2 separate regions of the Homo sapiens genome follow, and region 2 is linked to region 1. A link is an interaction called in ENCODE POLR2A ChIA-PET data of the cell type or tissue named here. Cell type or tissue: GM12878. All regions are shown on one strand. Each heading gives the region's core, and the rest is flanking DNA. Links, peaks and the distances in the headings are about the cores only.

The links. Peaks named below come from ENCODE experiments on the same cell type or tissue, not always from the same donor. Only the 100,000 strongest peaks of a DNase experiment are listed, where the experiment ranks them.
Region 2: POLR2A ChIA-PET joins it to region 1 with 5 read pairs; 3 of 35 experiments call an interaction of 5 or more read pairs at or near these places.

What each region holds. Positions count from the first base shown.
Region 1 is chr2:23,843,995-23,859,232 of GRCh38, reverse strand. It overlaps ATAD2B (ATPase family AAA domain containing 2B), which reads left to right. Exons shown (of 28, transcript NM_017552.4): 13 at 1,730-1,818. Among named protein-coding and RNA genes, the nearest start is that of ATAD2B, 76 kb to the left of the region's middle. RefSeq lists an enhancer at 8,186-8,235. In GM12878, for the core only: no CTCF peak of the experiment used is centred there; a DNase peak (open chromatin) is centred at 8,442; H3K27ac peaks cover 2,379 bases.
Region 2 is chr2:23,941,570-23,956,807 of GRCh38, reverse strand. The region is part of intron 1 of UBXN2A (UBX domain protein 2A); the gene reads right to left. It also overlaps the pseudogene SDHCP3. Among named protein-coding and RNA genes, the nearest start is that of UBXN2A, 8.7 kb to the right of the region's middle. In GM12878, for the core only: no CTCF peak of the experiment used is centred there; no DNase peak of the experiment used is centred there.

The DNA.
Region 1 (15,238 bases), core at 4,198-12,197:
GGAAAAGCAATATAAATGACTTTTATGGATATATAATGTATCCATCTTATAAATAAGAATTGAAAATAAAATGAGATAACATTCTTTATCCTAAAAAATTAGCAAAGGTCAATAAGTTTGATAATACATTGCTGGTGAGCACCCTTAAATATTGCTGGTTAGAGGGTAAAATGATACTTCAGTGGATGGCAATTTGCAAATATCTAACTAGATTAGAAATGACACATGCCTTTTGAGCTAGTAGTTCTACTTTTAGGATTTATTATATTAATATGTTTATACTCATATGAAATGATAAATACAGTTATTTATTTACTATTATTTGTTACAATATTGTTGCCAATAGGAAAATATTGAAAACAGCCTAAGTATCCATAAGAAGGGGACAGGTTTAACTGTGGCACATCCATACGGTGGGACATCATATAGCTGTTGAAAACGAATGAGGCAGGCTGGACACAGTATCTCAGACCTGTAATCCCAGCACATTGGCAGGCCGAGGTGGAAGGGTCACTTGAGCCCAAGAGTTTGAGACCATCCCGGGCAACATAGTGAGAACTCATCTCTCCAAATACTTAAAAATTAGCTGGGCGTGTTGGTCCCTGCCTGTAGTCCCAGGTACTCTGGAGGCTGAAGCAAGAGGATTGTTTGCATTTGAGGTTGTAGTGAGCTGTGATCATGCCACTGCACTCAAGCCTGAGTGACAGAGTAAGACCCTGTCTGAAGAAAAAAAAAAAAAAAAAGAATGAGACAGGTCTTAAGTATACGGAAATTACTTAACAACATACATTGTTATATAAAAAGAATGTGTAGGCTGAGTGCGGTGGCTCACGCCTGTAATCCCAGCACTTTGGGAGGCCGAGGTGGGTGGATTACCTGAGGTGAGGAGTGTGAGAACAGCCTGGCCAACATGATGAAACCCCATCTCTACTAAAAATACAAAAATTAGCCAGGTATGGTGGCACATGCCTGTAATCCCAGCTACTCGGGAGGCTGAGGCAGGAGAATCAGTTGAACCCGGGAGGCGGAGGTTGCAGTGAACCAAGATTGCACCACTGTACTCCAGCCTGGGTGACAGAGCAAGACTCTGTCTCAAAAAATAAATAAATAAATAAATAAAACCTAAAACAAATAAATAAAAAGAATGTGTGTGGTGTGCTATCATGCGTGTTTAAAAAATACTCTTTGGTGGCCGGGTGTGGTGGCTCACACCTGTAATCCCAGCACTTTGGGAGGTCGAGGCGGGCAGATCACGAGGTCAGGAGATCGAGACCATCCTGACTAACGTGGTGAAACCCTGTCTCTACTAAAAAATACAACAAAATTAGCCGGGCGTGGTGGTGTGCGCCTGTAGTCCCAGCTACTCAGGAGGCTGAGGCAGGAGAATGGTGTGAATCTGGGAGACGGAGCTTGTAGTGAGCCGAGATCGTGCCACTGCACTTCAGCCTGGGTGACAGAGCGAGACTCCGTCTCAAAAAAAAAAAAAAAAAAAATACACTTTGGTTTGTGTATAAGTATGTATGGAAGAATAAACAAACTGAAAACAGTAGTTGCTTACTGGAGGAGACATGGTTGTTGGAAACTGGGTGGTAAGATTTCCTCGTTGCTATATACTCCTTCATACCTGCTGCATGTTGTACCATTTGCTTTTATTACCTATTAAGAAAATATAATAAATTTTAAAAATGAAAACAAATACAATAAATATTATTTGTTTTCTTCTTACTAGGCATATTTGATGAGACCTTCTATAATATTTTTTGATGAAATAGATGGATTAGCTCCAGTTCGCTCTAGCAGACAAGATCAGATCCACAGGTAATTTTTCTTTATCTGATTATCTTGATTTCTTTTTTACGCATTGACTTGGTAGTTAGCCTTAGCCCTTAGCTAAGTGCTATGAGGCTTACAAAGAAATTTAAAACAATCTGTGTCTGTGAGGACTACTTCTTTCTCTTAGTACAGGGGTCAGCACACCACAGCCTGTGAGCCAAATCCAGGCCTCTGTGTGTTTTTGTAAATGAAGTTATATTGGAATACAACCATGTTCATTCCTTAAGCATTGCATGTGGTTTCTTATGTGCTACAATAGTAGAGTTCAGCAGCTGTGATAGAGAGACCGAATGCGTTGCAAAGTTTAAAACATTTACTATGTGGGCTTTTAATTTTTTTTTTTTTTAATTTATTTTAGAGACGAGTTCTTGCTCTCTTGCCTAGGCTGGTTTTCAACTCCTGGCCTCAAACCATCCTCCCCAGTCAGCCTCCCAAAGTGCCGAGATTACAGGCGTGAGCCACTGTGTCCAGCCTATCTGACCTTTTACAGAAAAAGTTTTCTCATCCTAATTTAGCATAATTTTTTGGTTTTTTTTTTTAGAGTCAGAGTCTCACCCTGTCACCCAGGCTGGAGTGCAGTGGCGTAATCGCGGCTCACTGCAACCTCCACTTCCTGGGTTCAAGTGATTCTTATGCCTCAGCCTCCCAAGTAGCTGGGATTACAGGCATGTGCTGCCATGCCTGGCTAATTTTGTATTTTTAGTAGAGATGGGGTTTCGCCATATTGGCCAGGCTGGTCTTGAACTCCTGGCCTCAAGTGATCTGCCTGCCTCCGCCTCCCAAAGTGCTGGGATTATAGATGTGAGCTACTGTGTCTGGCCTCGATGTCATGTATGCTAATATTTTATTCTTTTTCACTCCCCAGGAGTATTCCTTAATGTATATGTGTGTGTGTATACTACTATTTATTTTTCAATCTACCATCTGATGGGAGATTTGTTTTGCTTCTATTTTTAGCTATTATGATAATGCTCAACCTGCTACAGGTTGAGCATCCCAAATCCAAAAATCTGAAATCTGAAATGTTCCAACATTTGAAACTGTTTGAATTTTCACATGACACTCAAAGGAAATGCTCATCAAAGCTTTTTCAGTTTTGGATTTTGGGATTCAGGAAGCTCCACTGGTAAATATAATGCAAATATTCCAAAATCTGAAAAATATCCCAAGTTTAAAATAATTCTGGTCTGAAGCTTTTTTTTTTTTTTTTTGAGATGGAGTCTCACTCTGTTGCCCAGGCTGGAGTGCAGTGGCGGGATCTTGGCTCACTGCAACCTCTGCCTCCCGGGTTCAAGCAGTTCTCCTGCCTCAGCCTCCCAAGTAGGTGGGATTACAGGCATGTGCCACCACGCCTGGCTATTTTTTTTGTATTTTTAGTAGAGACTGGGTTTCACCATATTGGCCAGGCTGGTCACGAACTCCTGACATTGTGATCCACCCGCCTCAGGCTCCCAAAGTGCTGGAATTACAGGCATGAGCCACCATGCCCGGCCGGTCCAAAGCATTTTTAAGAGACTGGATCTCATTCTCTTACCTAGGCTGGAGTGCAATGGTGTGATCATAGCTCACTGTAACCTCAAACTTCTAGGCCCAAGTGATCCTACTGCCTCAGCCTCCTGAGTAGCTAGAACTACAGGCATGCAGTACCCCACCTGGCTAATTTTTGTATTTGTTGTAGAGACGGAGTCTCGCTATGTTTCCCTGGTTGGTTTCTGACACCTAGTCTCAAGCGAGCCCTCCATCTTGGCCTCTCAAAGCGTCTCTACAAGTTTTTGTGTGGACATGTTTTCTTTTCTGTTGGGTAAATCCCTGAGAGAGGAATTTCTGGAGCCTATGGTAAATGTGTGTTTAAGTTTCTAAGGTAACACTGTACTGTTTTCCAAAGTGGTTTTACCATTTTTATTTTCCTATAACGTATGATAATTTGAGTTGTTCCTCATCCTTGCCAACAATTGGTGGTGTTAACTGTCTTTAACTTTAGCCATCCTAGTGGGTGTACAGTAATGGATTTAATTTGCATTAATAGTAATACAAATAATATTAAGCTTTAATATTAATCCAATAATATTGAGCATCTTTGTGTTTATTGCCTGTTTATATATTTTCATTTGTGAAATGTCTGTAAATCTTTTGCGCCATTTTTTAAAACTAGAAATTAGATTGTGTGTCTTGTTGTGTTGTAGTCCTTGTGTTTTTTTTTTTTTTTTGAGACAGAGTCTTGCTCTGTTGCCCTGTTGGAGTGCAGTGGTGCGATCTCAGCTCACTGCAACCTCCGCACCCCGCATTGAAGCGATTCTCCTGGCTCAGCCTCTCGAGTAGCTGGGATTACAGGTGTGCACCACCATGCCCGGCTAATTTTGTATTTTTAGTAGAGACAGGGTTTTGCCATGTTGGCCAGACTGGTCTCGAACTCTTGACCTCAAGTGATCTGCCTGCCGTGGCCTCCCAAAGTGCTGGGATTACAGGCATGAGACAATACCCCTGGCCCAGTCTTTGTTTTGAAATTTTTTTCCAGTGTTCTGGCTTGTATCTTTGTTTGCTTAGTTAGGACTTTTGAAGAGTCAGGATTTGAATTTTGATAAAGCCACCATATAGATTTAAAAAATGTATCTGTGCCTTTTGTGTTCTGCTTGAGAAAAGTTGCCTAAATAAGTGTGGCAATAATTTTCTTGGATGTTTTCTTTGAAAATATTAATAGCGTTAGCTTTTTTTTTTTTTTTTGAGACGAAGTCTCGATCTTGTGCCCCAGGCTGGAGTGCAATGGCACGATCTTGGCTCACTGCAACCGCCGCCTGCCAGGTTCAAGCGATTCTCCTGCCTTGGCCCCCCGAGTAGCTGGGATTACAGGTGCCTGCCACCACGCCTGGCTAATTTTTGTATTTTTAGTAGAGGTGGGGTTTCACCATATTGGCCAGGCTGGTCTAGAACTCCTGACCTCAGGTGATCCACCCACCTCGGCCTCCCAAAGTGTTGGGCTTACAGGCATGAGCCACTGTTCCCAGCCAGTGTTAGCTCTTAATATTTAAGTCAATGATTCATTTTACGTTAATGTTTGTGTATCAGTAAGAGGTGAGGGTTTAAGTTAATTTTTGTAGATAGTTTAAGGTATGGACTGAAGTTTATTTTTTTAATACAGGTATTCTTTTTTTTTCTTTGAGACGGAGTGTCACTCTGTTGCCCAGGCTGGAGTGCAGTCGCGCGATCTCAGCTCACTGTAGCCTCCACCTCCCAGGTTCAAGTGATTCTTGTGCCTCAGCCTCCTGAGTAGCTGGGATTACAGGTGTGTGCTACCATGCCTGGCGAATTTTTGTATTATTAGTAGAGGTATGTTTCACCATGTTGGCCAGGCTGGTCTCGAACTTCTGACCTCAGGTGATTCTCCTGCTTCGGCCTCCCAAAGTGCTGGTATTACAGGCATGAGCCACCATGCCCAGCCTATTTTTTTATACAGATACTCATTTGTTCCAGAACCATATATTGAAGAGTTTACTTTGTTAAATTTCTTGGCACGTCTTTGACAAAAATTGACCATATAAATGTGTGTCTATTTCTAGATTTGTTAGTTGATTCCATTGATCTACAGGTCTATCCTTATACCACTGTCTTGATTAATGTTCATTTTAGTATAAGTCCTCCAAATTTGTTCTTTTTCAGAATTGTTGTAGTCATCTATTATCTTTCCATTTACATTTCTAAAGCCTCTTGTCAGTTTCTTTAGAAAAGACTGTTGGGATTTATTTGGGATTGCAATTAATCCTTCGATCTATTTGGGAAGAATTGCATCCTTATTCGTCTTTCAGTCTATGAACATGGTAATTCTGTTCATTTATTTAGGTATTCTTTAATTTCCTTTTCCTGTGTCTTATGGTTTTAGCATAAGGATCTTAGGCATCTTTTGTTTAATGCATCCCTAAATACTTTATTGTTCATTTAATGTGAATGGAGTTTTGAAAGAAAATTTATTTTCTAATTGCTTACTGCTGGTTTATAAAAATACAACTGAGTTTATAGACTTTGTATCCACAACCTTGCTAAATTCATTTGTTAGTTCTATTAGCTATTTTGTGGTTTCCTTACGGTTTTATACATATACCTTATCTGCAAATAAAGGTACTTCTACTTCTTCCTTTCCAATCTATGTCTTTTATTTCTTTTTCTTATTTCTTTGGCTAGAATTCAGTTAAATAGTAATGGTGATAATGGAAATCACTGCCTGTTTCCTTCATTGGCTGTAAAACATTGAGACTTTAACCATTGAATGTGATTTTAACTAAGTTTTTCATAGGTGCCCTTTATTACATTGAGGGATTTCCACTATATTCCTAGTTTGCTGTGAGAGTTTATTTTACTGGGATAGAGTACTGAACTTTGTAACATATTTTTTTTTCTGTCTCTTTTGAATTGATCATATGGCTTTTCTCCTGTATTCTATTAAGGTAGAGCATTATTTTGATTGAATTTTAGATTTTTTTTTTTTTTTGGAGATGGAGTCTCGCTCTGTCGCCCATGCTGGAGTGCAATGGCGTGATCTCGGCTCACTGCAACCTCCACCTCCTGGGTTCAAGTGATTCTCTTGCCTCAGCCTCCCGAGTACCTGGCATTACAGGTGTCTGCCACCGTGCCTGGCTAATTTTTGTGTTTTTAGTAGAGACAGGGTTTCACCATGTTGGTCAGGCTTGTCTTGAACGCCTGACCTCAGGTGATCCACCTGCCTCGGCCTCCCGAAGTGCTGGGATTACAAGTGTGAGCCACTGCGCCTGGCCTGAATTTTAGATAGTAAACTAACTTTGCATTCTTAGAATAAACCTCACTTGCTCATAATATATTGTCTTTCTTAAAAAATTATTGGATTCCACTTGCTAATATAAAAAGTTTTATTATCTGTATTAATGAGATTTTGATCTGTAATTACTCTTAAAATATCTGCATCTGGTTTTGGAATCAGGTAATTTTGATGTGTATTAGATGAGATATACACTGGGTGTGATGGTGCATGCCTGTAATCTCAACACTTTGAGAGGCTGAGGCAGCAGGATCTCTTGAGTCTAGGAGTGCAAGAGCAGCCTGGGCAACATAGTGAGACCCTGTCTCTTAAAAAAAAAAAGATGAGATGGCATTCCCTCTTTCTCTATTTTCTGAAAGTGTTTGTGTAAGTTTGATGTTATTCATTTCTTAAGTGTTTGAGAGAATTCACCAGTGAAAATACCTGGGCCTGGAGTTTTGTTTATGGAAAGGTTTTTGATTACAAGTTAAATTTCTTCAGTTGATACAGGGCTGTTCAAGTTTTCTATTTATTCTTAGGTCAGTTTTGTTAGTTTGGTAGTTTATCTTTAAAGGAATTTGTTCATTTCACCTAAGTCAAGAAATTTACATACATTTTTTCCTACTATTCTGTTATCTCCTTAATGCCTAAATAGTCTGCGGTAGTATTCTTTTCATTTCCGATGGTGATAACCTGTGTTTTCTCTTTTTTTTTTTCTTGATTACTCCGGCTAGAGGATTATCAATTTTATTGGTCCTTTCTCCCCCAAAGAGGCAACTTCTGTTTTCATAGATTTTCTACTATTATTTTTGTTTCCAATTTTATACTACCTTTTTTCTTATATTTTTAAAAATTAGTAGACTGAGGGGGATTTGTAGGCAGAGTATAAAAGATTTTTTAGGGCAGTGAAAATAGTCTGTGTTATACTGTAAGAGTGGATCCACATCATGATATGTTTGTCCAAACCCATAGAATGTATATCATCAAGCGTGAACCTTAATGTAAACTGTGGACTTTGTAGATTGTGATGTGTCATTGTAGGTTCATCAGTTGAAATAAGTGCACCACTCTGTTGGGGCATGGGTATACATATGAAGGGGCAGGCGGGGGACGTATGAAAGTCTCTGTATTTCCTTCTCAATTTGGCTGTTAACCTAAAACTGCCCTAACAAATGGTCTTAAAAATAGACTATTCATGACTGGGCACAGTGGCTCACACTTGTAGTCCCAGCACTTTGGGAGGCCAAGGACAGTGGATCTCTTGAGCTCAGCAGTTTGAGACCAGCCTGGGCAATGTGGCAAAACCGTGTCTCTACTAAAAGTACAAAAATTAGTTGGGTGTGGTGTGCCTCTCGTCCTAGCTACTTGGGAGGCTGACGTGAGAGGATCACTTGAGCCTGGGGAGGTCAAGGCTGCAGTGAGCCACAATCGTGCCACCGAACTACAGCCTAGGTGAGAGAGTGAGGCCCTGTCTCAGAAAACAAAAAATCTCTATAAAACTGGGTAGCTTAGAAATAGCAGAACATTATTTGTCATATTTCTGGAGGCTGGGATGTCCAAGATCAGGGTGCCAGCAGATTTAGTGTCTGGTGAGGACCTGCTTTCTGGTTCTGATGACTTCTCTTGTGTCCTTAAATGGTAGAAAAGACCAGCTAGCTTTTTCAGGTCTCTTTTATGAAGGCAGGAATCCTCTTTATGAGGGTTTTGCCCTTGTGTCCTAATTACCTCCCAAAGGTTCCACCTCTTAACACTCTTAACACCTTAGCTCTTAACTCTTAATACCTCTTAACAACATTACATTGGTGATTAGGTTTCAATGTGTGAATTTTAGGGGAATAGAAACATTCCATTCATAGCAGGCAGTTTTAGGGTTTCAACAAATGTGTAATGACACGTATCTGCTCTTACAGTATCATACAGAATATTTTCACTTCCCCCAAATCGTCTATTCATTCATCCCCCCTTCTCTTCTGCCCTGCAGAGCCCTCCCTATCTCCCCAGCAACCACTGATCTTTTTACTATCTCCATAATTTTGCCTTTTCCAGAATGTCATATAGTTGGACTCAAACAGTATGTAGTTTTTTCAGATTGGCTTCTTTTATATAGCAGTATGTATTTCAGGTCTCCCAAGTCTTTTCTGTTTGTTTTTAATTTAACTCCCTTTTTCAGATTAAGATGGAAGCTTAGAAATTGATTGAAACTTTTCTTTTTTTCTAATATAGGCATTGACACCTGTAAATTTCCCTCTAAGCAATGCTTTAGCTACATCCCACAGTTTTTGACATGTATTCACTGTCATTCAGTTCAAAATAATTTCCAATTCCTCTTGTCATTTTTTCTTTGACACAGTCATTGTGTATTTAATTTAGATGTGTATTTAATTTACAAATAGCTGTGGTTATTTTTCCTGATTATTTTATTGTTATTTACTTCTAATTTAGTTTTATTGTGATCTAGAGATCATAACTCTTAAAGTCATTTTTTTTTTTTTTTTTTTTGAGACGGAGTCTTGCTCTGTTGCCCACTCCAGCAGTGGCGCGATCTCAGCTCACTGCAAGCTCCGCCTCTCGGGTTCAGGCCATTCTCCTGCCTCAGCCTCCTGAGTAGCTGGGACTACAGAGGCATGCCACCACACCCAGCTAATTTTTTTTGTATTAAAGTCATTTTTAAATTTATTGCATTCTCCTTTATGTCCCAGTGTATCCTGTGAATTTGCATTCTGCCATTTATGGTATAGTGTTCTATAAATATAAAATAAGACAAGGCATTAATAGTGTTAAGCAGACTCTTTTGTGGGGTTTTATTTTTTTGAGACGGAGTCTCACTCTGTCGCCCAGGCTGGAGTGCAGTGGCTCTGTCTGGCTTACTGCAACCTCCGCCTCCAAGGTTCAAGTGATTCTTCTGCCTCAGCCTCCTGAGTAGCTGGGATTACAGGCATGCACCACCATGCCCAGCTAATTTTTGTATTTTTGTAGAGATGGGGTTTCACCATGTTAGCTAGGCTGGTCTTGAACTCCTGACTTCAAGTGATCTGCCTGCCTCGACAGGCAGTGCTGGGATTACAGGCGTGAGCCACTGTGTCTGGCCTCTTTTGTTTTCTTACAGATGTTTAGGTCTAATTCTATTGATTGCAGAGACAAATATGTTAAAATGTCCAGCTATAATGAATTCTTTGTCCCTTTAATTCTGCTAGTTTTTGTCTCACATATTTTGAAATTTTATATTAGTTTCATACACATTTATTGCATCTTTATGTTGATGTTGCTTTCTTATATTATGAAATGTCCATGTTTATCTTGTAATACACTTAATTTTGAAATTTATTTTTATCAGATAATAATTCACCTATTCTAGACTTCATGCTGTTTGTGTGGTATATTTTTTGCCATTAACTTGCTTTCAACCTGTGTTGTTCATAGACTATATAAAGTTGGGTCTTATTTTCTTAATTGCATTGTCTCTTAATTTTAATTTGACTGTTTAGTCAATGTTTAATGTAATTATTGATATATTTGAATTGGGGATCATTTCATTTCCATTTTCTATTTGTGTCTGCTGTTTTCTTTTTCTGTTTCTTTTTTGCCTTTTTAAAAAACACTTTGAAACTTTGAAAGTTTTTTTTTAGAGTCTCAATTTTGCTATTGAGTTTTAAAAAGAGCTTTATTGAGGTATAATATATATACTATATGTATGTACACAATATTGACATTGATAAAGAGTAAAACTTGGAAGGTTTTAACATACATATATACTTGTGAAGCCATAACTACAGTCAAGACAATGAAAATACCATTTCCTTCAAAATGGACACTTATACATTTAGTGTGATTATTGATATGGTTAGGTTTAAATTTATCATCTAGATGATTTTCTCTTAGCCTGTTTCTTGTTTTCCCTTTTCCTATTGTTCCACCTTCATTTGGATTAGTTGAATATTTTTTATGATTCCAGTTTGTTTCCATTGCTGGCTTATTAGCCATTACTGTTTATTATTTTCATAGTAACTTTAGGGTTTATGGTATATGTCTTTAACTTGTAACCATCTACCTTCAATTGATGATAGGCCATTTCACATATAATATGGGAACCTTGAAATAGTATACTTGCATTTTTCTTCTCCTGAGGTTTGTGCTATTGTCATACATTTTTTATTTTTTGAGACAGAGTCTCACTCTGTCACCCAGGCTGGAGTGTAGTGGCGCAGTCTCGGCTCACTGCAACCTCTGCCTCCCGGGTTCAAGCAGTTCTCCTGCCTGAGCCTCCTGCGTAGCTGGAATTGCAGGTGCACGCCACCATGCCTGGCTAATTTTTGTGTTTTTAGTAGAGACACGGTCTCGAGCTCCTGACTGCAAGTGATCCGCCTGCCTTGGCCTACCAAAGTGTGGGGATTATAGGTGTGAGCCATTGTGCCTGGCCTTGTACATTTTATTTTTAAAACTTTAAAAACTTTTGAAGAAATGTAAATAAAAATATCTTAAATATTTTTTATACTTACCATTTCTGGTGCTCTCTATCCTTTTGTAGATGTTCATATTTCCAGTTAGTATCAGTTTCTTTATGTATACGTTTCTTACAGTGTGGGCCTGCAAGTGACAAGTTCTTTTGGCTTTTCCATATCTGAAAACACTTTTTTTTTTTTTTTTTGGGATGAAGTCTCACTCTGTTGCCCAGGTCAGAGTGCAGTGGTGCGATCTCGGCTCACTGCAACCTCCGCCTCCTGGGTTCAAGCGATTCTCCTGCCTCAGCCTCCCGAGTAGCTGGGGCTACAGCTGCGTGCCACCACGCCTGGCTAATTTTTGTATTTTTTTTTTTTTAGTAGAGATGGGGTTTTACCATATTAGCCAGGCTGATCTTGAACTCCTGACCTTGTGATCCGCCCACATCGGTCTCCCAAAGTGCTGGGATTACAGGCATGAGCTACCACACCTGGCTGAAAGCACATTTTTTTTTTTTTAAAACAAAAGCAAAAACAGCTTTGTTTTTGAGACAGCGTCTCATTCCCTTCACCAAGGCTGTAGTGCAGTGGTGTGATCATGGCTCCCTGCAGCCTCGACTGATCCTCCCACCTTAGCCTCCCAAATAGCTGGGGCCACAGGTGTGTGTGCCACTGTACCCACCTGACTTTTTTTTTTGAGATGGAGTCTTACTCTGTCGCCCAGGCTGGAGTGCAGTGGCGCAATCTCTGCTCATGGCAACCTCCGCCTCCCAGGTTCAAGCCACTCTCCTGCCTCAGCCTCCCAAGTAGCTGGAGCTACAGGTGTGTACCAACCACGCCTGGCTAATTTTTTCATTTTTAGTAGAGACAGGGTTTCACCATATTGGTCAGGCTGGTCTCGAACTCCTGACCTTGTGATCCGCCTGCCTCGGCCTCCCAAAGTGCTGGGATTACAGGCATGAGCCAAAGCGCCCAGCCACTTTTTGAATTTTTAGTAGTGATAAGGTTTCACCATGTTGCCCAGGCTAGTCTCAAGCTCCTGGGCTCAAGTGATATGCCCGCCTCACCCTCCTGTGTCTGGCCAAAACAGCTTTATTGAGGTATATTTATATGTCATAAAATTTGCTCATTTTAAGTGTATAGTTTAGTAATTTTTAGAGTACCTCAACAAAGTGGTACAACTATTGATATAAATCAATTTTAGAACATCTTTCTACCCCTAATAAGATCCAGCATGAGGTGGGGTGCAGTTACTCTTGCTTGTAATTCCAGCACTTTGAGAGGCTGAGGCAGGCAGATCGCTTGAGCCCAGGAATTTGAGACCAGCCTGGCCAACATAGTGAAACCCAGTCTCTACAAAAACTACAAAAATAAGCTGGGTGTAGTGGTGCATGCCTGTGGTCTCAGAGACAGGGTTTCACCATATTGGTCAGGCTGGTCTCGAACTCCTGACCTTGTGATCCGCCTGCCTCGGCCTCCCAAAGTGCTGGGATTACAGGCATGAGCCAAAGCGCCCAGCCACTTTTTGAATTTTTAGTAGTGATAAGGTTTCACCATGTTGCCCAGGCTAGTCTCAAGCTCCTGGGCTCAAGTGATATGCCCGCCTCACCCTCCTGTGTCTGGCCAAAACAGCTTTATTGAGGTATATTTATATGTCATAAAATTTGCTCATTTTAAGTGTATAGTTTAGTAATTTTTAGAGTACCTCAACAAAGTGGTACAACTATTGATATAAATCAATTTTAGAACATCTTTCTACCCCTAATAAGATCCAGCATGAGGTGGGGTGCAGTTACTCTTGCTTGTAATTCCAGCACTTTGAGAGGCTGAGGCAGGCAGATCGCTTGAGCCCAGGAATTTGAGACCAGCCTGGCCAACATAGTGAAACCCAGTCTCTACAAAAACTACAAAAATAAGCTGGGTGTAGTGGTGCATGCCTGTGGTCTCAGAGACAGGGTTTCACCATATTGGTCAGGCTGGTCTCGAACTCCTGACCTTGTGATCCGCCTGCCTCGGCCTCCCAAAGTGCTGGGATTACAGGCATGAGCCAAAGCGCCCAGCCACTTTTTGAATTTTTAGTAGTGATAAGGTTTCACCATGTTGCCCAGGCTAGTCTCAAGCTCCTGGGCTCAAGTGATATGCCCGCCTCACCCTCCTGTGTCTGGCCAAAACAGCTTTATTGAGGTATATTTATATGTCATAAAATTTGCTCATTTTAAGTGTATAGTTTAGTAATTTTTAGAGTACCTCAACAAAGTGGTACAACTATTGATATAAATCAATTTTAGAACATCTTTCTACCCCTAATAAGATCCAGCATGAGGTGGGGTGCAGTTACTCTTGCTTGTAATTCCAGCACTTTGAGAGGCTGAGGCAGGCAGATCGCTTGAGCCCAGGAATTTGAGACCAGCCTGGCCAACATAGTGAAACCCAGTCTCTACAAAAACTACAAAAATTAGCTGGGTGTAGTGGTGCATGCCTGTGGTCTCAGCTACTCGGGAGGTTGAGGTGGGAGGATTGCTTGAGCCCAGGAGGTCGAGGCTGCAGTGTGTTTTGATTGTGCCACTGCACTCTAGCCTGGGTGAGAGAGTGAGACACTGTCTCAAAAAAAAAAAAAAAAAAAAAAAAAAATTCCAGCATGCCCATTTACAGTAAATTCCTTTTCCTGCCCACAGCCAACCACTAATCTAATCTCTGTATAGATTGGCCTTTTCTAGACATTTTGTATTATTAAAATCATATACTATGTGGTTTCTTGTGTCTGGCTTTTTTTTGCTAAGTATAATGGTTTTGAGGAACATCCATGATATAATATGGGTCAGTATTTTGTTCTTTTTTATTGCTGAACAGTATTCTTATTGTATGGCTATACAACACACTGGACGGACATTTAGGTTGTTTCCAGTTTGGGCTATTATGAATATTACTGTGAACGTTCAATGCAAATGTTTGTGTAGAACATATATTTTTTATCGCTCTTGGGTAGAGATAAGGAGTGAAACTGCTAGGCAGGATGGTAGTTTTATGTTTAACTTTTTGAGAACTTAGCCTTTGTTTTTGAAGGGTATTTTCTCTGGGTATAAAATTTGAAGTCGACACTTTTTTCTTTTTCTTTCCGTGCTTTAAAGATGTTGGTCTTTCTTCTTCTCATTTGTATTGCTTCAGTAATGAATTATGCTTTTATTTCTATTTTTGTTTCTTTGTATGTAATGTATCTTTTTTCTGGGTACATTTAGGTTTTTTTTTCCTTCTTGACTGGTTTTGTGCAATTTAATGATATATCTTGGTGGAGTTTTCTCCCCTTTTCTCATTCTTGAATTGAGCTTCTTGGGTGTGTTTTTCATCAAACTTGTAAAATTTTTGGCCACTATTTCTTCATTATTTTTTCTGTCGTCCCCACCTCCTGTCTCCTCTTTCCTTTTGGGACTCTAATTACACATATGTTAAGTTTCTTGATGTTGTCCCATAGTTTGCCGAAACTTTGTTAATTTTGCTTTAAATTATCTTTTCTGTGTTTCATTTTGGTTAGTTTCTGTTGCTGTGAGTTTTAGTTCACTAATCTTTTCTTTTGAAATGTCTAATCTGCTATTAATCCTATTCATTATGTTTTTGCCTCATGTTTTTGTTTTCATCTATACATATACATATAGAACTTTTCAATATCTGGAATATAGTTATAATGCCTACTTTAATGCCTTTGGCAATTCTAATATTGTATTTCTGGGTTAGTTTTATTTTATTGATTTTTCTCATTACGGATTGTGTTTTCCTGTTTCATTGCATGCTTTGCAGTATTTATTGGATGCCAGATGTAACTTTTACCTTGTTGAGTGCTAGCTATGTTACTGTAAGTAGATATTCTTGAAGTGGTTTTGTTGTGTGTTTTTTTTTTTCCTTTTGAGACACAGTTAATCAACTTGAAAACAGTTTGATTCTTTGGAATCTTGCTTTTAAGATTTGTCGGCTGGGCGCAGTGGCTCATGCCAGTAATCCCAGCACTTTGGGAGGCCGAGGCGTGTGTATCACCTGAGGTCAGGAGTTTGAGACCAGCCTGGCCAACATGGTGAAACCTTGCCTCTACTAAAAATACAAAAAATTAGCTGGGCATGGTGGCGGGTGCCTGTAATCCCAGCTACTTGGGAGGCTGAAGCAAGAGAATCACTTGAACCTGGGAAGTGGAGGTTGCGGTGAGCTGAGATGACGCCAC
Region 2 (15,238 bases), core at 4,509-12,508, 97 kb before region 1:
GCCTATATGTTGGTTTCTAAATATTCTACTGTTTAAGGAGAATGTTTTTCTTAAATTGCTCCTTCAAGAAAAGGATAACTTCAGGGCTGGGGCAGAGAAAGATGAACATGGAAACTTTTACCCCAGAAAAGGTACCCAAAGAATGATAAGGACAGGGCCAGGTGTGGTGGCTCACGTCTGTAATCCCAGCACTTTGGGAGGCCAAGGAGGGTGGATCACCTGAGGTCAGGAGTTCAAGACCAGCCTGGCCAACATGGTGAAACCCCATCTCCACTAAAAATACAAAAATTAGCCAGGCATGGTGGTCGGCGCAAGTAATCCCAGCTACTAGGTAGGCTGAGGCAGGAGAATCACTTCAACCCTGGAGGCGGAGCTTGCAGTGAGCTGAGACTGCGCCACTGCACTCCAACTCTGGTGACAGAGTTAGTGAGACTGTCTCAAAAAAGAAACAAATAATAAATTAAAAAGAAAAAATGAAAAGAAAAAGTGACCCCAAAGGCACTCTGAAGGGGCTCCCATTCGGTAAATCTGGTAAACTGAACATCTAAAAAAATAACAATACTAGTGGATTCTGCTCCATTGAATAAAACAAAAATATGTGAGTCTATACGATCAGATTTTTTTTTTTTTAATAAAAAAGATGAGGTCAGGTATGGTGGCTCATGCCTGTACTCCCAGCACTTTGGGAGGCCGAGGCAGTTGGATCACTTCAGGCCAGGAGTTCGAGACCAGCCTGTCCAACATGGCAAAACCCATCTCTACTAAAAATACAAAAATCAGCTCGGCATAGTGGCACATATCTGTAATCTCCACTACTCAGGAGGCTGAGGCATGAGAATTACTTGAACCTGGGAGGCAGAGGTTGAAGTAAGCCGAGACTGCGTCGCAGCACTCCAGCCTGAGATGAACCCTTTAATAAACTCACAGTAATGTGGCATTATCATAACCAAAATACATTCCAAATACAGTAATACACTGTGTAACAACATTTTGGTCAATGACGGACTGCATATACAATGGTGGTCCCATAAGATTATAACAGTATATTTTTACTGTGTCTTTTCTATGTTGAGATATGTTTGGATACGCAAATAGTTACCATTATATCATAACTGCCTACAGTATTTGGTACAGTAACATGCTGTACAGGTTTGTAGCCTAGGAGCAATATGCTACACCATACAGCCTGTGTGTATAGTTGGCTATAACATCAGGTTTGTGTAAATACATTGTATGATATTCACACAATGACAAAACTGCCTAATGACACTTTCCAGAATGTATGCCCTTCATTAAGTGACACAGGATTATATATACAAGATTTAAAATGTTTAAACTCCTTATTGAAAGAGAGTGAGAGAAAAAGAAAAAGGAAAATTAAACTCTTGAGGGTGACATCAGCAAAATGGAAGAACAGGTAGGTCCAGGCACCTGTCCCCTCTACAGAAATATCAAAAGACAAGTAGAAACTCTTAGAACCAACTTTGTCAGAACTCTAGAAAATAGTCAAAGAAGGGTTACAGCAACCAAGGGAATGCTGAATCAAGAAAATGGCAACTTAAAAATGGTAGGCAAGCAGCCGGGTGCGATGGCTCACGCCTGTAATCCCAGCACTTTGGGAGGCCGAGGTGGGCGAATCACAAGGTCAGGAGATCGAGACCATTCTGGACAGCAAGGTGAAACCCCGTCTCTACTAAAAATACAAAAATTAGCTGGGCGTGGCGGTGCATGCCTGTAATCCCAGCTACTCAGGAGGCTGAGGCAGGAGAATGGCCTGAACCCGGGAGGTGGAGGTTGCAGTGAGCCGAAATTGCACCACTGCACTCCAGTCTGGCGACAAAGCTAGACTCTGTTTCAAAAAAAAAAAAAAAAAAAAGGTAGGCAAGCTGGGCACAGTGGCACACTCCTGTATTCCCAGCTACTTGGGAGGCTGAGAGGCAGGAGATCACTTGAGCCAGGGAATTTGAGGCTGCAGTGAGCCATGATCATGTCACCACACTCCAGCCTGGGCAACAGAGCAAGAATCTGTCTCTTAAAAAAAAAAAAAAAAAGATATGCAAAAATGGGCAAAGGACTTGTGTGAATAGACATTTTTCCAAAGAAGAAATAAAAATGGCCAATAAGCACGTGAAAAGATGCTCAAAATCAATAGTTCCTAGGAAACACAAATCAAAACCATAATGAGATACTACTTCACACCCACTAGGATGGCTATTAAAAAGAAAACAAAAAGCAGAAAACAAGCGTTGGCAAGGTTGTAACGAAATTGAAACCCTGGTACGCTACTGGTGGGAATGTGAAATACTGCAGCTGCTGAGGAAAACATTTTGGTGGCTACAGCAATATTCACAATAGCCAAAAGGTGGAAACAACCCAAGTATCCATCAACAGATGTATGGATAAACAAAATGAGGTGTATATAAGCAATGGAATATTATTCAGCCATAAAAGGAGTGAAATTCTGATACATACTATAACATGGATGAATGCTGAAAACATGATGCTACATGAATAAAAAAGTCAGATACAAAAGGACAAACACTTTATGATTCCAAATATATAAAATATCTAGAATAGGTGATTGATAAAGACAGAAAGTAGGACAGAGGTTACTAGGGATTGAGATGAATGGGGAAGGACCAGTTACTTAATGGGTAGTCCCAGCTACTCGGGAGGCTGAGGCAGGAGAATCACTTGTACCCGGGAGGCGGAGGTTGCAGTGGGCTGAGACCACGCCATTGCACTCCAGCCTGGGCAACAAGAGTGAAACTCAGTCTTAAAACAAAAAGAAAAAAAAATTATAATGTCTCCAATTTGCAACTGCTAATGCAATAATGAATCTAGGCAATGATATCAATGGCTGCTAACATCACAAACAGAGACAACCAGACAAAAAAACATGCCTCAGTGTAAAAGCTTGTACCATCATCTATTCTTGCCAAAAATGTGAATCTGAATCCATTCAAGCCTCTAGATCTAACTACCAGATTACAGGAAATACAGGGCACAAAGGAGCATAATCAGATGATATCACAAGAATGCAATCAACAAAGTCCAGAATGTGGGAAATTCTTTAGGAAAAATGATCCATTTTCTTCAACACATATATTATGAGGGAGAAAAATGTGATGACAGTAGATTCTTTAAATATTTCAGAAATATATCAATGTATTACAATGTATGGACCATATTTCGATTTTGATTTAAACAAATCAACCGTAAAAAAAAGTTATGAAAGAATCCGTAACATCTGAATAGTGACGGGATATCTGATGTTATTTTGGAGCGATGATTAATTTTTAGGGTGTGACGATGGGACTGTAGCTATAAGTTTTTTAAGTCACTGCTTTAGATACATACTGAAATATTGACTGATGAATACTATAACTGGAACTTGCTTCAAACAATCAAGTGGATTGGGGAGTGGATGGAATATAATTAAAATCAAAATGGCCACAACTTGATAATCATCAAGATGGGTAATGAGTAGATATGAGAGTTTACTGTTCTCTCCATTTTTATACACACTTGAAAAGTTTCATAATAAAATTTGGGATGAAAAACTCTACCCTAAAAATATATACACCTAGAGTGCTATACCGCAATTTCATTTGTTTTTTTAAAAGGCAGTACTTTTGCTCTATCAGAAAATTACTCTTAATAATCTAAGAGTAGCAGTAATTTCAAAGATTTGAATCCTTATGAAATATAACTTGCCTCTTACTCTCCAAATCATAAATTTGAAGCTGTGAAAAGCAATGTGTATCCACATTTAAACTAATGACTATGAAAAGATGTATTATGACCACAATAAAGATTACTTTGTTAAAAAAAAAAAAAACAACTAAGAGCTTCATATGACATTTGGTTGATTCATGGCTTGAAAAAAAAATCAATGACTTTTTCACAATTTTAAAATTAAATAAACAGGCCAGGCATGGTGGCTCACACCTGTAATCTCAGCACTTTGGGATGTCAAAGTGGGAGGACTGTTTGAGGCCAGAAGTGCCAAACCAGGCTGGGCAACATAGCCAGACCCCATCTCTACAAAAAATACAAAAATTTGGCTGTGTGTGGTAGCTCACACCTGTAATACCAACACTTTGGGAGGCCAAGGCAGGTAGATCACAAGGTCAGGAGTTCAAGACTAGCCTGGCCAACATGGTGAAACCCGTCTCTACTAAAGACACAAAAAATTAGCCAGGCGTGGTAGCACGCACCTGTAATCCCAGCTACTCAGGAGGCTGAGGCAGAAGAACTGCTTGAACCCGGGAGGTGGAGATTGTGGTGAGCTGACATCGCGCCATTGCACTCCAGCCTGGGCGACAGGGAAAGACTCTGTCTCAAAAAAATAAATAAATAAAAATAAAAAATAAATTAGCCCGGCACGGTGGCATATGCCTGTAGTCCCAGCTACTCCGGAGGCTGAGATGGGATGATCGCTTGAGCCCAGGAAGTTGAGGCTGCAGCGACCTGTGATCATTCTACTACATTCCAGCTTGGGCAACAGAGGGAGACCGTCTTAAAAAACAAAACCCAGCAGCCGGGTGTGATGGCTCACGCCTGTAATCCCAGCACTTTGGGCGGCCAAGGCAGGTGGATCACCTGAGGTCAGGAGTTTGAGACCAGCCTGGCCAACATGGTCAAACCCCATCTCTACTAAAAATACAAAAATTAGGCGGGTGTGATGGCGAGCGCTTGTAGTCCCAGCTACTTGAGAGGCTGAAGCAGGAGAATTGCTTGAACACAGGAGGCAGAAGTTGCAGTGAGCCGAGATCATACCACTGCACTCCAGCCTGGGTGACAGAGTGAGACTCTGTCTCAAAAAAAAAAAAAAAAAGGAAAAAAACTTCAGGAAATCATAACTCTATGCCCATTAACGTTTTCTCATAAGATTTCTTCCTTCAAACGTAGTATTCCTAAAATTAATTGCTTCACTTTAAAAATGTCTACATATTTCAAACATACACAAAGGAAAGAGAAAAATATAAACACCCACCCTGACCATTCAGATCAGCTTGACTCATTTGTTTCTTTTTTAAGAAATAAAATGGTACAGTGACTCATGCCTGTAATCCCAGCTCTCTGGGAGGCCCAGGCAGGGGGATCACTTCAGGCCAGGAGTTCGAGACCAGCTTGGTCAACATGGTGAAACCCCGTCTCTACTAAAAACACAAAAATTAGCTGGGCATGGTGGCAGGTGCCTGTAATCCCAAGTACTCCAGAGGCTGAGGCAGGAGAATCGCTTGAACCTTGGAGGCAGAGGTTCTGGTGAGCCAAGCTCGCACCACTGCACTTCAGCCTGGGTGACAAGAGCAAAACTGTCTCAAAATGAAACAAAACTATATATATATATATATATATATATATATATATATATATATATATATATATCCATCTTACTGTATATCAATTATAATGATGGAAAGTTGTTAAAAATAACTAAAGTGTATACTTATTCAGCACCTACTATATATCAGACATGAATGATTCTAGGTGCTTGGGATACATATTGAACAAAATAGATAAAGATCCCAGCTCTTTTGGACATTATAATCTGGTGGGGCTGTTTGTTTTTCACTTGGCAGTTCTCCAACATTATTTTCAACTAATTCAAAATAATCTCCTACAGTTAATAATACTGTATGCTTCAAAATAGCAGAAGGAATGGGTTTTAAATGTTCTCACAACAAAGAAATGTTAAGTATTTGAGCTGAGGGGCATGGTAATTAGCCTGATTTGACCATTCCATAATGTACATAAGTACTGAAACACCACAATGTATCCCATAAATATATAAAATTATTGTCAACTAAAAAATAATGAATAGGCCAGGCATGGTGGCTCATGCCTGTAATCCTAGCACTTTGGGAGGCCAATGTGGGTGGATCACCTGAGGTCAGGAGTTCGAGACCAGCCTGGCCAACACGGCGAACCACGCATGGGTGTGGTGGCGCATACCTGTAATCCCAACTACTCGGGAGTCTGAGGCAGGAGAATCGCTTGAACCCGGCGGGTGGAGGTTGCAGTGAGCCAAGATCGTGCCACTTCACTCCAGCCTGGGCGTAAGAGCAAAACTTCATCTCAAAAAATAAAATAAAATAGGCCAGGCGCAGAGGCTCATGCCTGTAATCCGAGCACACTGGAAGACCGAGGTGGGCGGATCACTTGAGGTCAGGAGTTCGAGACCAACCCAGCCAACATGGTGAAACCCCATCTCTACTAAAAATACAAAAAATTAGCCAGGCATGGTGGAGGGCGCCTGTAATCCCAGCTACCAAGAGGCTGAGGTGGGAGAATTGCTGGAACCCAGGAGTCGGAGGTCGCAGTGAGCCAAGATCATGCCACTGCACTCCAGCGTGGACAACAGAGCGAGAATCCGTCTCAAAAACAGTAATAATAATAATAAAATAAAAATAAAATAAAATATTTCCATAGTTTAGATCTGGTCTTCATTATCTCAAAAGCATAACATGTTCATTCTACTACTTTGTTCACATTGTAATCATCGTCCTAGGCATTCAAATCCTAACTATCCTTTAAGTCCCAGCTCAAGATCCATTTCCACCATAAAGATGAAATATTAGACCCTTAGTAATAGTCTCCTCCTAAGCATTTAGATTTTTGGCATTTAAATCATATTGTGTGATATTGCTTATTACTGTTTCTTTTCACTCTCTTTACCAGATCTGACATCGCTGAGGATAAGTACCATGACTTACACATTTCCTGTATCCTTCACAGTGTGCAGCAAGTGCAAAGCAAAGAGTAGCGATCCTTGGGGTGGGGGTGGGGGTGGGGGTGGGGGGATGATGAGAAATTATTCCAGTGATGGATACATTAAAAGCTCTGACTTTACTACTGTACAATATATCCATGTAACAAAATTATACTTGTACCCCACACATTTATACAAATAATTTTTTTTTTTTTGAGACAGAGTCTTGCTCTGTTGCCCAGGCTAGAGTGCAGTGGTGAGGTCTCAGCTTACTGCAACCTCCGCCTCCTAGGTTGAAGTGATTCTTCTGCCTCAGCCTCCCAAGTAGCTGGGATTACTGGCATGTGCCACCATGCCTGGCTAATTTTTGTATTTTTAGTAGAGACAGCGTTTCACCACATTGGCCAGGCTGGTCTCAAACTACTGACCTCAGGTGATCCTCCTGCCTTGGCCTCCCAAAGTGCTAGAATTATAGGCATGGGCAACCACGCCCGGCTATAAATAAACTTATTTTTATTTTTATTATTTATTTATTTATTTTTGAGATGAAGTCTTGCTCTGTTGCCCAGGCTGGAGTGCAACCTCTACCTCCTGGGTTCAAGTGATTCTGCTGCCTCAGCCTCCCGAGTAGCTGGGGACTACAGGCATGTGCCACCACGCCCGGCTAATGTTTTGTATTTTTAGTAGAGACAGGGTTTCGATGTGTTAGCCAGGATGGTCTCCATCTCCTGACCTCATGATCCGCCCACCTCGGCCTCCCACAGTGCTGGGATTACAAGCGTGAGCCACCATGCCTGGCAAATAAATTTCTTCTAAAAGCTACAAGAGGGTTGGGTGTGGTGGCTCATGCCTGTAATCCCGGCACTTTGGGAGGCCAAGGCAGGCGGATCACCTGAGGTTAGGAGTTCAAGACCAGCCTGGCCAACATGGTGAAACTCCGTCTCTACTAAAAATACAAAAAAAAAAAAAAAAAGAAAAAAAAATAGCCAGGCTTGGTAGCACACGCCTGTAGTCCCAGCTACTTGGGAGGCTGAGGCAGGAGAATCACTTGAACCAGGGAGATGGAGGTTGCAGTGAGGGGAGATCACGCCAATGTGCTCTAGTCTGGGTGACAGAGATTCTGTCTCAAAAAAAAAAAAAAAAAGCTACAAGAGAAGTCTTACTTAAAGGATTTCACTGAGTTTCCAGTAATAGGTTATTGTTCTCTAGGAAATTACAAATACTTTTTTCCATCATTTTACAGTTATAAGGTACTGACAAATTGCTTTTACTTGTTTTATGACAGCAAAAGAGAATGAAGATAGAATAGACCTCAAATTCAAACTGAGTTTTACTGGAATACTGGCTACATCACTTTTGAGCTAGGTGACCTTGTATATGTTATTTAGCTTCTCTGAGTCCCAGCTGCCTAACTTATAGCATGGACATAATTATCCCCCTCAGGTTGTTCTGAGGACTGAAGATACTAAGAATACAACAGTGTTATACTCCTTTTTCTTTCCTCATCCCCCACCATAATCTGTTATAGAGATTGGTAAGAAACATCTTCAAGCTCACGCCTGTAATCCCAGCACTTTGGGAGGCCGAGGTGGGCAGATCGCCTGAGATCAGGAGTTTGAGACCAGCCTGGCTAACATGGTGAAACCCTGTCTCTACTAAAAACACAAAAATTAGCCAGGCATGGTGGCGCATGCCTGTAATCCCAGCTACTTGGGAGGCTGAGGCAGGAGAATCACTTGAATTGGGAGGTGGAGGTTGCAGTGAGCCGAGATCACGCCACTGCACTCTAGCCTGGGCAACAAGAGTGAGACTCTGTCTCAAAAAAAAAAAAAAAAGAAAAAGAAAAAGAAACATCTTCAGACTTAATCTAAAAAGTCCTAATTTTGACATGATTATGAAATTTTACTTTTGATTTCACGAATTAAACTTTTTAAAAGCCCGGCACAGTTGCTCACGCCTGTAATCCCAGCACTCTGGGAGGCTGAGGCGGGCGGATCACCTCAGGCCAGGAGTTCTAGACCAGCCTGGCCAACATGATGAAACCCTGTCTCTATTAAAAACACAAAAATTAGCCGTGCATGGTGGTGGGCACCTGTAATCTCAGCTACTTGGGAGGCTGAGGCAGGAGAATCACTTGAAGCTGGGAGGAGGAGGTTGCAGGGAGCTGAGCCCCCGCCATTGCACTCCAGCCTGGGCAACAAGAGCAAAACTCCATCTCAAAAAAACAAAAACTTAAAAAAAAATGTTTTATATACTTATTGAACCACCCACCAATGTGTGCAAGCCACTGATTTAAAACTAATGACAAAAGTGTCAGTATCAGTATGACAGTTTCTAGTAGCACAATTTTATGGACTAATAAGGAAAAAACAAACTGAATTACTAATTGTAAGCATGGCATAGAATTATGATGTAAAAATTAATTTTAACATGGAGACACCACAAAGTCACCATTACCGCAGTCATTTTCTATCATAAATTTAGTAACATGCAAATGAACCAACTAAAATTTATTTATATCAATTGAGTGAGCTGCTACAAATGTATCACAGTCATATGACATGAATGAACCTAAGTCATGTACTATACTGCAGAGAATAAAAAAAGCCATCTGACAAATATCCAAGTTATCAGCATAAAGTTGGCACAAGAATGAACAGATGAAAAGAACTGCCTTCATTTTTCTTCGGTCTACTTCCAACTATCACCATCATCTTACATTGATATAGCATATCACAGTTTACCGAACATCTTCTCAAATACTATCCCAAAAAGTGCAGTGATGAAATCAATCAGGAGACAGAGAAGACTGAGTTTTATGGAACATGTCCACTAACAGGAAAGGCCAGTCAAAATAGATTTGGACTACTAAGAATGTGGTATTTTAAAATGCTTACGTTAGGCCAGGCACAGTGGTGCACCCCTGTAATCTCAGCACTTTAGGAGGCTCAGGTGGTGGGAATCTCTTGATGCTAGGAGTTCAAGATCAGCCTAGGCAACACAGTGAGACCCTGTCACTACTACAAATAAGAACATTAGCCAGGCATCATGGCAAACGTCTGTAGTCCTGGCTAGTCAGGATGCTGAGGCAGGAGAGTTGCTTGAGTCCAGGAGTTTAAGGCTGCAGTGAACTATAATTGTGCCACTGAATTTCAGCCTGGGTAAGAGTGAGACCCTGTCTCAAAAAAAAAAAAAAAAAAAATTAATAAATTGGGAGTCTGAGACTCTTCTGACTTGGGAGACTGTCTGATTTCTTTTTTAAAATCTATAAACAAAAATTTAAAATAAGTGTATAAGAATCTGAATATAAAAACTACATCTTAAGAATTAAATAGGGCTGGGTGCGGTGGCTCATGCCTGAATCCCAGCACTTTGGGAGGCTGAGGCAGGTGGACCACTTGAGGTCAGAAGTTCAAGACCAGCCTGGCCAATATGGTGAAACTCCATCTCTACTAAAAATACAAAAATTGGCCAGGCATGGTGGCTCATGCCCGTAATCTCAGCTCTTTAGGAGGCTGAGGCGGGTGGATCACGAGGTCAGGAGATGGAGACCATCCTGGCCAACATGGTGAAACCCCGTCTCTATTAAAATACAAAAAAAAATAGCCAGGTATAGTGGCGTGCGCCTATAGTCCCAGCTACTCAGCAGGCTGAGGCAGGGGAATCGCTTGAACCCAGGAGGCGGACATTGCAGTGAGCCGAGATCACGCCACTGCACTCCAGCCTGGTGACAGAGTGAGTAAAAAAAAAAAACAACAAAAAACAAAAATTAGCCAGGCATGATGGCACACGCCTGTAGTCCCAAGCTACTCAGGAGGCTGAGGCGGGAGAATCGCTTGAACCCGGAAGCAAAGGTTGCAGTGAACTGAGATTGCACTACTGCACTCCAGCCTGGATGTCGAAGTGAAACTCTGTCTAAAAATAAATAAATAAATAAATAAACAAAAGAATTAAATGTGGCTGGACACAGTGGCTCATGCCTGTAATCCCCACACTTTGGGAGGCCCAAGGGGGCAAATCACTTGAGGCCAGGAGTTTGAGACCAGGCTGGCCAACCTGGCAAAACCCTGTGCCTACTAAAAATACAAAAACTAGCCGGACGTGGGAACACACACCTATAATCCCCAGCTACTCGGGAGGCTGAGGCACGAGAATTGCTTGAACCTGGGAGGCAGAGGTTGCAGTGAGCTGAGATCATGCCACTGTACTCCAGTTCAGCCTGGGTGACAGAGTGAGACCCTGTCTCAAAAAAAAAAAAAGAGAAGAAAAAAAAAGAATTAAATGCATAATTAAAAATTAAATTAAAAATTGCACATTACAATTTTATTTTTTAAAACATATATTTCATGGTCAAAAGGAATTTGAGGAGAAAAAATGCAAAAACAAACAAAAAACTGGCCACTTTTTTTTAGATTATGGATTTGTATCAAGGTATTATACAATCAGACATGCTACCTTTATATAGAAGCTTACGTTTCTTTTTAAGGATAAGGCCATTCCAGGTATTAAACACGAGGGAAAAGAAACCAATGGATCACATTTCCATGTTGGGTTCCTTTTACTTAGATCTTCTATGGAATGTGATTAGGCCCCCAAGCCTCCAAAAGCAACCAACTATGATAGCATCAGAACCAAATACTTAAAAGACAGTTCATTTGTATATTTTGTGAATTCTGGTTTACTATATACTAAGTGATAGAAAATGAAATCTTTTGGAAAGTTTCAGCTTATTTTAGCTGTAATCATAGTAATGAAGAAAATATATTTTTGTCCTTTCCTAGAAATTTTTAATGGGCTACTTATATACTCCAAGGACCAAAGTGGTAGTGACAACAGTAATTTAAATGAGAAAATCCTATGGGAAAGGTGACACTTAGGCAGAGACTGGCAAGGTTACTTATTGAGTCATTCCAGGGCTGACCAAGACATTCCCATTCCAGGACATTCTCATTCCAGGGCTCCATACTGAAATGTTATCTTATGTCACAAAGGGCCCTCCCCCCTTTTTTTTAATAAGTATTTTAATTCAGTTTCAGAAAAAAGTGGTACATGACTTGGATGAGAAAGCAAAAAATTAAGAGGCTTTTCTAGAAATGCAAGAAAAAAAACTTTAATATATTCAATAATTTTCTGGATCTTCCTCTTGGGTCAAAAGCTATATATTTTCTCCTCAAAGCAGCTGCTCCAAGAACTAACTAGTCCTCTTTAGCTCTCTCTAGCTGGGACAGACTAATTCTGCTCCACTCCCACCTCTCTTCTTTCAGTAACACTGCGTAGGTGTTAATGGCCTGGCTCTCACCAATGAACAGAACTGTCCTTTAAGCCAGCAACTCACAGGCAGTGGTGCCCAAAGCCTCACCCCCAGTCCCCAGGGCAGAAGCCACAGAGCTGGCATTGTTTCCAATATCCCAGGAAGGAGGAGCCAAAAGCTGACCTTCAGCACAAATCAAAGCCCAATATGGAGAGAGAATAACTGCTTCTAGGCCCAGATTAGGCAAGCTGTGGGCAAAAAAAGGGGAGTTTTTGCAGCCACCCCATCTTTAGAAACAAGGGGAAAACTAGACCCTTTTCCACCATTACGGTCTACAAGGTACTGTACTGTTCCAAGGGGATCTGAAAGCGCAAAAGAATCTAAACAAATAAGGAGAACTTTTCCCAGGGTGGAGATAAGACTGACAAACTGAAAGATGGGTGAATACAATAATGTGTAGGAAGATGATGCTGGTCACCTCAGTTCTTCACACAGCTGCCAGCCCTACAAATAACACAGTAAGAACCAGGACAACCACTCCAGACTGGTATAGCTGGGGAATCTTCAGGCCTTTTCCTAGGTCCCACATCAAGTGTTGGATCCCATTCCAGGTATGATACATGAGAGGGAAGACGAGTGCAAACTTAGTTGTGTCCATCAGTGCTGGCCCCAGACACAGGGACCAATGAGTTCCAAGTAAGACTTAAACTTTCCTGGGAGTAACAGGGCTGACATGCCAAAAAGAGACCCCTGTGCTCAAAGCAATACCAGAGCCATGGTGGCAGATGGACATCGACATAGGAAGACACCAACTCTAGATAGTGACGTGGGGAGATACGGGACGGTTTGAACCTGTGTTCTTATTCCAGAACCATTCCATCTCTTCTTTGGCCATGATTCCCAAAGGAACAGCATTTCTGATACAAAGCTGAGGGCTAAAGTGCGCTCGGAGGCAATGACCACTCCAACATGTCTCAGCAAGAGTGCAGCCATCTTGGGTTCTGGTCTGGACGGAAATGCAAAGCTCATTTTAAATATAATCTCCTTTAGCTGGGCACGGTGGTTTAAGCCTGTAATCCCAGCACTTTGGGAGGCCAAGACGGGCAGATTACCTGAGGTCAGGAGTTCGAGACCAGCCTGACCGACATGGTGAAACCCTGTCTCTCTCTACTAAAAATACAAAATTAGCTGGGTGTGGTGGTGCATACCTGTAATCCCAACTACTTGGGAGGCTGAGGCAGGAGAATTGCTTGAACCCAGGAGGCAGAAGTTGCCATGAGCCAAGATTGGGTCATTGCACTCCAACCTGGGTGGCAAGAACAAAACTCTATCTCAAATAAATAAAAACATACATACATACAATCTCCTTTAGAAAACCTTCCATGATTCCTCCAATAGGTGTGAATATAAAATTATTAACATGAGAAGAGATCAGTTAGGTACTCTTAAATTTTCAATGCCTTCATTGCCACAATTCTAGTCCCAACCACCATCAACTCTAGGTGGTCTCCTCATTTCCATTCTTGTCCCCATCCAATCCAGTTTCTACACAGCAGTCAGGACGACTTTTTGAAATAAAAAGTTGGCCAGGCACGGTGGCTCACGCCTGTAATTCCAGCACTTTGGGAGGCTGAAGTGGGCAGATCAGAAGGTCTGGAGTTCGAGACCAGCCTGGCCAACACAGTGAAACCCCGTCTCTACCAAAAATACAAAAAACTAGCCAGGCATGGTGGCGCATGCCTGTAATCCCAGCTACTCGGGAGGCTGAGGCAGGAGAATCGTTTGAACCCGGGAGGCAGAGGTTGCAGTGAGCGGAGATTGCACCACAGCACTCCTGCCTGTGCGAGACTCCGTCTCAAAAAAAAAAAAAAGTTGTTTGTAGTAAGACTTACCTTGCTTTAAACTTTTTTTTTTTCTGACGGAGGTAAACCTTTAAACGACTTCCTATTACTGTTAAAATAACATCCAAGTCATTTGGGTAATATTACGGGAGAGTTCATTGTACTGTTCTCTCCCTACATTTGAGTGGTTTGAAAAGTTTTCTATAAAAGTTTAAAAAAGAAAAAGAAACAGAAAAAGCTGGTCCCAAATCCTTAACATTGCTTAAAAGGCCCTGCATCAGCCGGGCACGGTGGCTCACGTCTGTAATCCCAGCACTCTGGGAGGCCGAGGTGGGTGGATCACCAGAGGTCAGGATTTTGAGACCAGTCTGACCAACACAGTGAAACTCCATCTCTACTAAAAATACAAAAATTAGCCGGGCATGGTGGCGCGCATTATAGTCCCAGCTACTCGGGAGGCTGAGGCAGGAGAATCGCTTGAATCCGGAAGAGATTGCAGTGAGCCAAGATCGTGCCGCTGCACTCCAGCCTGGGTGACAGAGCGAGACTCTGTAACAAAAAAAAAAAAAAAAAAAAAAGCCCTGCATCATCTCTTTGGCCCTAACCTACTTTATCACAGCACCCTTTTGCTTTCCACACAACAACTGCTGAAGTTCCTGAAATGACCATCTTCCCTAGCCTCCGCGCCATCTATTTCCTTTGCCTGAGCCTTTCTTCTCTCCTTTGGGAGTCATCTTCCCCTAATTCCTATTTATCCCTAATATCTAAGCTCAAAGATTACTTTCCTAGGAAAACTTTCCCAGCTTGGATAAGTCCCCCTGTTACCTTCTCTCACAAACAACTTACATTCTTTATTTTAGCCTCTGTCTTTGCTTATTGGCATTTATTTGTGTGATTATTTATTTTATTTTACTTTTTGAGATGGAGTCCCGCTCTGTCACCCAGGCTGGAGTGCAGTGGCACCATCTTGGCTCACTGCAACCTCTACCTCTCGCCGGCTCAAGCTATTCTCCTGCCTCAGTTTTTCTGAGTAGCTGGGATTACAGACGCCCCCCATCACGCCCAGCTAATTTCTGTATTTTTAGTAGAGAGAGACGGGGTTTCACCATGTTAGCCAGGCTGGTCTAGAACTGCTGACCTCAGGTGATCTGCCCACCTCAGCCTTTCAAAGTGCTGGGATTACAGGCGTGAGCCATCGCTCCGGGCCCTGATTATTTGCTTAATATCTGTTTTGCCCAATGACACTGTAGAGTCTAAAGGCAGAGTCTGTAATTGTCACTATTGTATCCTTAGCATTCAGTACACAGTAGGTACTAAAATTTTTTTGAATGAAAAAAATTAAATCAAGTGTATGCTAATTATTATACATTATTAAATTAAAATGCAAGTAAAGTACCCTCCACAGTGCCCAGCTGAAAACAACTGCTC